2 separate regions of the Homo sapiens genome follow, and region 1 is linked to region 2. The links are chromatin loops, found by intact Hi-C in ENCODE. Cell type or tissue: CD14-positive monocyte. All regions are shown on one strand. Each heading gives the region's core, and the rest is flanking DNA. Links, peaks and the distances in the headings are about the cores only. Region 1 has its middle 16 kb from the start of CMIP. Region 2 overlaps CMIP (c-Maf inducing protein).

What was found. A loop is a pair of places that touch in the nucleus more often than their neighbours do. Peaks named below come from ENCODE experiments on the same cell type or tissue, not always from the same donor. Only the 100,000 strongest peaks of a DNase experiment are listed, where the experiment ranks them.
Region 1: a loop joins it to region 2, with 4 times the contacts of the local background. A loop is called at or near these places in 12 of 110 quality-filtered maps.

Annotation. Positions count from the first base shown.
Region 1 is chr16:81,426,898-81,431,283 of GRCh38, reverse strand. No RefSeq gene overlaps it. Among named protein-coding and RNA genes, the nearest start is that of CMIP, 16 kb to the left of the region's middle. In CD14-positive monocyte, for the core only: CTCF peaks have their summits at 1,958 and 2,158; a DNase peak (open chromatin) is centred at 2,123.
Region 2 is chr16:81,630,736-81,635,121 of GRCh38, reverse strand. All of the region lies in intron 3 of CMIP (c-Maf inducing protein), which reads right to left. LOC105371362 (a long non-coding RNA gene) reads left to right here. Exons shown (of 4, transcript XR_007065138.1): 2 at 2,913-2,998; 3 at 3,666-3,932. Among named protein-coding and RNA genes, the nearest start is that of MIR6504, 22 kb to the right of the region's middle. RefSeq lists enhancers at 221-1,061, 1,062-1,901. In CD14-positive monocyte, for the core only: no CTCF peak of the experiment used is centred there; a DNase peak (open chromatin) is centred at 2,191; H3K4me3 peaks cover 428 bases; H3K27ac peaks cover 3,665 bases.

The DNA of each region.
Region 1 (4,386 bases), core at 253-4,252, 200 kb after region 2:
GTGACTTGCAGGATTTTTTTTTTTTTGAAACAGATTCTTGCTCTGTTGCCCAGGCTGGAGCACAGTGGCACCATCTTGGCTCACAGCAGCCTCTGCCTCCCGGGTTCAAGCAATTCTCCTGCCTCAGCCTCCCGAGTAGCTGGGATTACAGGGGTGCACCACCACACCCGGCTAACTTTTGTATTTTTAGTAGAGACTGGGTTTCACCATGTTGGCCAGGCTGGTCTCGAACTCCTGAGCTCAAGTGATCCACCTGCCTCGGCCTCCCAAAGTGCTAGGATTACAGGCGTGAGCCACGATGCCCGGCCTTTGTTTTTTTTTGTTTGTTTGTTTTTTGTTTTTGTTTTTTTTTTTTTGAGACAGGGTCTCGCTCTTTTGCCCTGGCTGGAGTGCAATGGTGTGATCATAGCTCACTGCAGCCTCAACCTTCCAACCTCAAGCAATCCTCCTGCCTCAGCCTCCCAAGTAGCTGAGACTATAGGCTTGCAGCACAGACTGGGCTAACATTTTTTGTTTGTTTAATAAACAAAACGTTTTTTGTTTCTCTAACATTTTTTGTTTAACAAACAAAATATTTTTTGTTTCTCTCACATTTTTTTTTGTTTTTTAGTAGAGATGGGGCTTCACTGTGTTGCTCAGGCTGGTCTTGAACTCCTGGGCTCAAGAGATGCTCCTTGCTGGGCCCGGTGGCTCATGCCTATAATCCCAGCAATTTGGGAGGCCGAGGCAGGTGGATTTCTCAAGATCAGGAGTTCAAGACCAGCCTGGTCAACATGGTGAAACCCCGTCTCTACTAAAAATACAAAAAAAACTAGCCGGGCATGGTGGCGGGTGCCTGTAATCCCAGCTACTTGGAAGGCTGAGGCAAGAGAATTGCTTGAACCCAGGAGGTGGAGGTTGCAGTGAGCAGAGATCACGCCATGGAACCCCAGCCTGGGCGACAGAGTTAGACTCCATCTCAAAAAAAAAAAAAAAGAGAGATCCTCCTGCCTCAGCCTCCCAAAGTGCTGGAATTATAGGTGTGAGCCACCATGCGCAGCCTGAGCACGGAGGCAACTCGCAGCTTTGAGTCTGTACTTGGTATTTACCTCTTTGAAAGGAGAAGTGCTAAAGGGGCCATCAATACATACTAATTCTAGCAGCCATGTCACTCTTACTTATCCCCAGGAAGAGATCAGCAAGCTAGAACATTTTTCTTGCCAGGGCTAAAAAAAAAAAAATTTTAAATCTATAGGGGTCTTCTGGGGTACCCCTATTTTTTTTTTTTTCAGACAGAGTCTCACTCTGTCACCAGGCCAGACTGCAGTGGCATAATCTCAGCTCGTTGCAACCTCTGCCTCCCGGGTTCAAGTGATTCTCCTGCCTCAGCCTCCCGAATAGCTCGGACGATAGGCACCTACCACCATGCCCAGCTAATTTTTGTATTTTTAGTAGAGACAGGGTTTCACCATGTTGGCCACCATGGTCTCTATCTATTGACCTCGTGATCCACCAGCTTCAGCCTCCCAAAGTGCTGAGATTACAGGCGTGAGCCATTACGACCAGCCCCACCCTGTCTCTTTTGCAGGTAGGGAGAACTAAGGCTCAAAGAAGGGAAGAAGAAGCCTTCCCCAAGACCACACGGGTGACAGATGGCAAAACCAGGTTCGGCATTCCTGGCCCCCCAGCTCAGACCTCCCCCAACTGATCTCCTCCTTTTTTCCTCTGGCCTCTGATGGAGCCTGCCAAAGGCCTGTGTATTTCTCACCTGCCTGCTTATCATCTAAGTTAGTGGTGACAAGTCCCTGGGGAGGTTCATTTTCCTCCTGTTCCATCTGCCCCAGCCCCTTGAAACCCTGCTGCGCACTCTGCCTTGCTCCCTGATGATGTGTGCTGTTGCTTCCACCAGCTCTTGGGAGTTCTGCAACTTTCCACACCTTTCCTGGTGCTTTCTCTGGGCCTCCCTCCTGGTGTCACCATCCTCAGCCCTAGAGAAGGCTCTGAGCCTTGTCCCTTGCCCTGGTTCCACTGCAGCCATTTCCCTGGAGCCCCTCTGGCTCAGGTTCGCACTCCCTTCCCCCTTGCTCCACCACCTTCAGCTGCCCGATGCTGGCAAATCTTCCCATTGGCCAATTGCCTGGGGCAAGCCCAGCAAAGAGTGCAGACAAACCCCCTGGTGGCCACAAAACAATGTGGCCATAACAAGTCTAGGAACTCTTTAAAAAAATTTTTTTTTTCAAAAATGATATATTTTTGGCCAGGCTCTCACGCCTGTAACCCCAGCACTTTGGGGAGCCGAGGCAGGCGGATCACTTGAGGTCAAGAGTTCAAGACCAGCATGGACAACATGGAGAAACCCTGTCTCTACTGAAAATACAAAAATTATCCAGGCATGGTGGTGGGCGCCTGTAATCCCAGCTACTCAGGAGGCTGAGGCAGGGGAATTGCTTGAACCCAGGAGTCAGAGATTGCAGTGAGCCGAGATGGTGCAACTGCACTCCAGCCTGGGCAACAGAGCAAGACTCCATCTCAACGAGAAAAAAGAGAGACTTTTTTACTTGGAAAAATAAGAAGATACAGATAAATTAAAAAGCCAATAATAATCAGTTCAAGAATATTAATTAGGTACATACTATAGTCTAAACACTATGTACTTAGCTTATTTGGTCCTCAAAATAAGAGAAATTCTATAGGGCAATGACATAGTGTCTTCAACAAATAAATGGCAAGAAAAAAATGTGAAAGGGGGATAGTATTTTGGATGAAAAGAGACTTAAAAGGATTATGGACTGTAGAGAAACAGGCAGATGGATGGAGGACAGAACAGCTGCAGTAATGGGTTAATAGCTGCGTCTAGGGGCTTATTCAGGTGCTCGCTGTAGAATTCATTCCCGTTTGCTGTAGATTGAAAATTGACCTAATAAAATGCTGGGGTTTGGAGGAGGATCTATCAGCCGAACATAATGTGAGGGCTTTGTGGATCTTGATTGAAACAAATCACATGTAAAAAGACATTTATGGGATAATGGAGGATGAATGAACAGTGATTAGATATTAGATGTTATTAGGAAATTGCTTAGAAAAATTATACGTACGTGTATTAATGATATCATAGAAATTTTTTAATTTTTAACAGAGTCTCCAGGCTTGGGATTTGCTTGAAAATAACCAGTAGGGATGAGGCTGGGGAGGTAGAGATGAAACAAGATTGGCAATTCACTGATAATTGTTGAAGATGGGTGCTGGATAATGGAGGTTCATTAACTATTCCTTCTTCTTTTGTCAACAGCTGAAAATTCTGATAATAAAAAATTAAAACCTGGGCAACATGGCGAAACCCTCTCTCTACAAAAAACACAAAAATTAGCGGGGCATGGTGGCGTGTGCCTGGAACCCCAGCTGCTTGAGGGGCCGAGGTGGGGGGATCACTTGAGCCTGGAAGATAGAGGCTGCAGCGAGTTGTAATCAAGCTGTGATCATGCCACTATGCTCCAGTGACAGAATGAGACCCTCTCTCAAAAAACAAAACAAAACAAAACAAAACAAAACAAAAAAAAACTATGAGGTAGGCGCTATTATTTTGCAGCCGAGGACACTGAAATGAGGTCTAGAGGTGTCGAGTAATTTACCCAAGATTCCCTCTGTCACCACATCCCTGAATGTAGATTAAAAAAAAAAAAAATTCCTGCCTGTCATCCCATCACCTCCTCTTAACATCTTGATGGAGATCCTTCTAGATCTATGCATATAAAAGGACTTTAAATGGCTAGAAAATGTACATACTGCATGAGTCTACCCTTGTGCACCACCAATGACGCTAGTGTGTCCTTGAGCATAAATTTCTGATGTAGAGCTACGAAAAGGAAGTAACACATACGGAGCGCCTGTTCTGAGCTAAGCACTCTCACTGCACCACTTAGAAGAGCCTCATTAATCCTCCGGCAACTCTGGCAGGTGAGCACCATGGTCTCCATTTTTACAGAGAAGGAAGCAAACTCAGGAAGGAGAACTGCCTTGCCCAAGGTCACAGCGCTAATAATTGATGTAGAGTCAAGGGTTGGTGATGGGACTTGACTTTATTAAACACCTGCTTCTCCTCTTGACTGTAACCTTCAGGAAGGCGGCCATCTTGTCTGCTTTCTTGGGCCTGTTGTCCTGGAGCCTGAACAGGATTAATAAATATTCCTGGCCGGATGCGGTGGCTCACGCCTGTAATCCCAGCACTTTGGGAGGCTGAGGCGGGCGGATCACGAGATCAGGAGATGGAGACCATCCTGGCTAACACGGTGAAACCCCGTCTCTACTAAAAATACAAAAATTAGCCGGGCGTGGTGGCAGGCGCCTGTAGTCCCAGCTACTCGGGAGGCTGAGGCAGGAGAATAGCGTGAACCGGGGAGGCGGTGTTTG
Region 2 (4,386 bases), core at 252-4,251:
CCCACCAAATAAATAAAAAAATGCAAATACTGTACCAGAGCCTGCTCTTCCTCTGTGGTGTGGGAGGCGGGCAGCCCCAGGCGAGTTTCCTAGCCCTTCCGAAATACAGTGAGGGACACCACAGGCTCTGTTTCCTTTGGGCCTGATAAAGGGAACTCTCTCTATCCCAAATAAGGATTTCCCTTGCCAGGCCTCAAGACGGTAGCATCTCAACAGGGGCCTCTGTTGTTTATTTCACTAAGAACTTTATCTAGTGCTTGCAGCACTTCAAAGGACATCTGATCTGTTCATGGCTTTGTTTGGAAGCCTCCATCCTTCCCAGCTGCATCCTCTGGGTGGGAGTCACCGGCGCCTACTACAAAGGGCTTTAACTTATGAGAATCCTGGAGAAGGATCCTGTTCTTTAATAAATTAATGTTCAGTAAGTCTCTAATGTGAGTTTCAAGCCAGGTAATGCTGTCATGCTTGAATATAGGAGAAGGCGCACTCCTGCCCTCCCTGGGGAGGCGGCTCCTCAGACACTCGTGCGGCAGACTCTACTCACCCAGAGAAGCTCAGCGTCCTAGGAGTGAGTTCAATGGTGTTCACCACAGTGAATTCTAAGTGACCTGCACAAACAGAGGGGATTCTGGCAGAGTAACCCGAAAGCTATGGACACGTTTAGTCATCCATGCTTGATCTCAGGCTATGAGAAACCCAGTAAGAAGGTGAAATGGTTACAGAAGGAGGCAGCAGACTCTGGGTTTGAATTCCAGCTTGGATGCATGAGAAGGTTAATCTGAGAGTCAGACTCGTGTTCATACAATGGAGATATAAAACCCAGGGACACTGTGCAGCCTAAAGAAAATAATGAAAATAAAGTAGATGGAAAACAGTAGGCACTCAATAGATGTTTATTGTTCTTTCCCCTTTCTTCACACTACTGCAGTGGTTCTCAAACGCTGGGGTGCATCACAGTCACCCGGAGGGTATGTTAAAATAGTTTGCTGCTCTCATCCTGCCACCTCAGAGTTTGTGAAACTGAAGACTGGCATTTCTAGAGAGTTCCCAGGTGATGCAGATACTGCTAGTCTTGGGACTTCACTCTGAAAACCACTGAGCTACCGGTTCAAAATCCCTGGGTCTGCAGTGCCAGGAGGCCTGGGATGATAAGGACCCTCTTGGATGGAAGATTGGTTGCAGACTTTAACAAAAGTCTCAAAAGTCAACAGACATGATGAATGGTCTGCCTGAGTCTGTTCCTGCCTCCAGCCGGTGTCAGGCTGGCCCCGACCTCTGGGGTGTGCTTTCTAAGGTCCTTGTACTCCTGGACAGAGGTCAGGTTCAGCCCAGTTTTCCAAAGGGAATGGTCCAAGCATGTGCCAGCCCCCGCTGGAAACAAACCACCCTGGCCTTCTGCTGCCACGTGCCAGCAAGCTCCATTAGGAGTGGCCTCAGTTTCTCTGAAAGGGGGTCTCTGTCCCTCTCAAGGCTTTCTGCAAAACAGTCTGTTGGTTCTGAAAGTGCACCAGGGTGCTCCGGCGAGCAGAATGTGGGCAACAGCCCTCAGGGCCCTAGTCGTTCTGCATCATCTCCCGGTCAATTATCCTCTCTCCCAAACACCTTCCCTTCCAGAGTTAGCCGGCTGTCCCGCTGGGTATTTTCTGATGATCCCTCGGTGAAGCAAGGGCCTAATTCCTCTGTGGGGACAAGCACTGCTCTTTTTAAAGTCTCTGTTTGGCCTCATCTCCGAGCCAACAGGCCAGCAGGTGGGAGCCCTGGAGGCCAACAAAAGAATGGCAGGCCACCTCCCTCTTCCAGGCTGGACACCTGGCCAAGGTGTGCCCCAAGTGCAGATCAGCAACCCAGCTCAGGGGCCTCCACTGCCCACCACTGGCTGTGAAAGAGACACACTGCAGACGCCTGCAGAACAAAAGATCTTGCTCATCAAGACGCTGCCTCTCATTTACGTTTTAAAAACTTGTCTTTAAAGGGCGAGAAAAAGAAAAACAAAATTCTGCCTTAAAGGGCAAAAAACAAGTTCACCCACAAACCGTTTACATGAAAAACTTCCTTGTATGGCTCCATGACTCATCAGCCTCATCAAAGCCTGCGCTGGATGACACACGAACGCTCGGGTCCCCCCTTCCTTGCCCAAAGAAACGATGACAACCCACAAACGCCACTTCTTCCTTCGCAGTTTGGGAAGCCACTGTAATGCGTCATTTCTGAGGCTCAGGAAAGACCTTTACCCAGAAGGTGGGGGTGGGGGTGTCTTGAATGTCCCAAAGCCCAAGGCTGGCCCTTATGTAGAGTTGAGGAAGCCCTGGCCAGGGACAGGGGAGTGCAAGGGAAGGCTCGGTGACCCAGGCACATGGTGCAAACCTAGGACCTCCACCTCCCAGCTCTGTAGCCAGGGGCAGCTCACTCCACCCTGGTCCCTGGAGTGTGCTTACAGGCTTCCGTGTTGGGGGGCTGCGAGGCCTGGGCAGCAAACCGCCTTGTACTGCCTCTGGCCTGTGGATAGTAGATGCTCAATAAACCTCTCCTTCCTGTCAGAAACTCAGTCTCCCTATGTGGATGACAGCATTTTCCTAAAGGATCTAAAGTTCCATCCACCTTAAACTCTGCCTGAAGGGAAGACTATGAAACTAGAAAAGAAAATGGTGTGGATTTGTGTGCTACTGCAGACACTGCTGCGACATATATTAAGGAGCATGGAACGGAACCGCGTGGATGATAAAGTCTGCGTGGTGTTTACAAAGGAATATTCATAAGCACTTTCTGAGAAGCCCCGTGCAGCTGCTAACAGTGACTGCCTAGGGGAAAATGGACTTGAAGGAGTAGAGGCCAACTTTTCATTTTATACCTTTCTATACTTTTTAGGACTACCACCTATGTACGTGCATTTTATTTTTGTTAAATGTTCGCAGGGGATATCTGGCAGGACAAGGAACTGGCTGGAAAGGGGCGCGAGGAGATCTTCTGGGTGACGGAGATCCAGGTGGTGGTTACTCAGGTGAGTACAGCAGTCAGAACTCCCTCACACTCAACAGTTAGGGCATGCACATTTTGTCACATGTAGGTAATAGCTTGATTTTTTTACAATTTAAAAGAAGTTAAGAGAGATTTAGGGATAGTGGGAATTTTCTTAGTTCTCTTTGTCCTTTTCGGTATTTTAAAAAGCTTCGTAAGTGCCAGTTTTTAAATGCTCTGTGTCTTAGGGCTCTTGCACACTGCTGGTGCAAGTATACACTGGTGCAACCACTTTGCAAAACTGCAGGGCAGCATCAACGAATGATAATTCAGCTCCCAGGCATATACGCAACAGGACTGTGGACACACATTCACCAAAAGATGTACACTAGAGTGTTTACAATGGTCTATTCGTAACAGCCCCAAACTGGAAAGACCTATCCACAGAATGAACAAGTTAACAGAGTCTAACCAGACAACAGAACACCACCCAGCAAAGTGAATAGACAAACTGCTGCTACACACAACACAGACAAATCATAAGAAGCCAGTCTCAAAAGAGTTCAGGGTGTCTGAGTCCATTTAGATAAAGTTCAAGTATATGCAAAGCTCACCTGTGCTGCTAGAAGTCAGGATAGCAGTGGCTGCCCATGGTGGGGAGGAGGGGCCCAGGTGAATGGTAACTCTTTTTGATTTGTACCCTTTTCTAGATGTATTTTATCCTTCAATGAGAAGTTTATTTCGAAAACGTCCTGTGTCTCTTCCAAAGATAGCTCCAGCTGGGCAAAGTGGCAGCTCTGTGGGCTCCAACGGAAGAGGCCAAAAGGCCCATCCTCCTCCTGTCCCCTGGGTTCAATTCACAGCCCTGCCTGTCTCTAGCTGTGTGATCCTGGACGTGCCTCTCTGCTTCCTCAGCTCCTGCTTCAAGACAGGCCTAACCAAATTTTGAGAAGTCCCCAGCAGAGCTCCCGACCCTAGTAGGTGCCTAGTAATTGTTTTTCTCTCCCTCTACTGTAACGAAAGCCTGCGAGACATGAGCTCTCTTTCCCAATGCTCCCGGCCCTCTGCCACTTGTTAGTTTCAATCCCTGAAGCAGCCCTGGTTACTAGTTATGGGGTCCCTGATGACCCACTGTGGGGCTTGGGCTGTGGCTGGGAGATGCTGGAGACTGTGGCCCTCGCGGGGGACTGGCAGCCTGGCCCCAAAAGGTTTCCCATTTGGATTGAACACGTGCACAAAGAGGCTGCCAGGCTGGACTCACCAGCTGCACCTCCCACTGAGGGCCCCTCCTGCAGTCTTGGAGTGGGCTGGGCCCCCTGCCTCTGGGGAAAGCCCCTCCTTTCACAGTTCTCCACTGAATCCCTTTGATCCCCTCTTAAGAGGTCACAAAGCCCTCTTTGACTGAGTGCCAGAAATTAATCTGGATAGAAT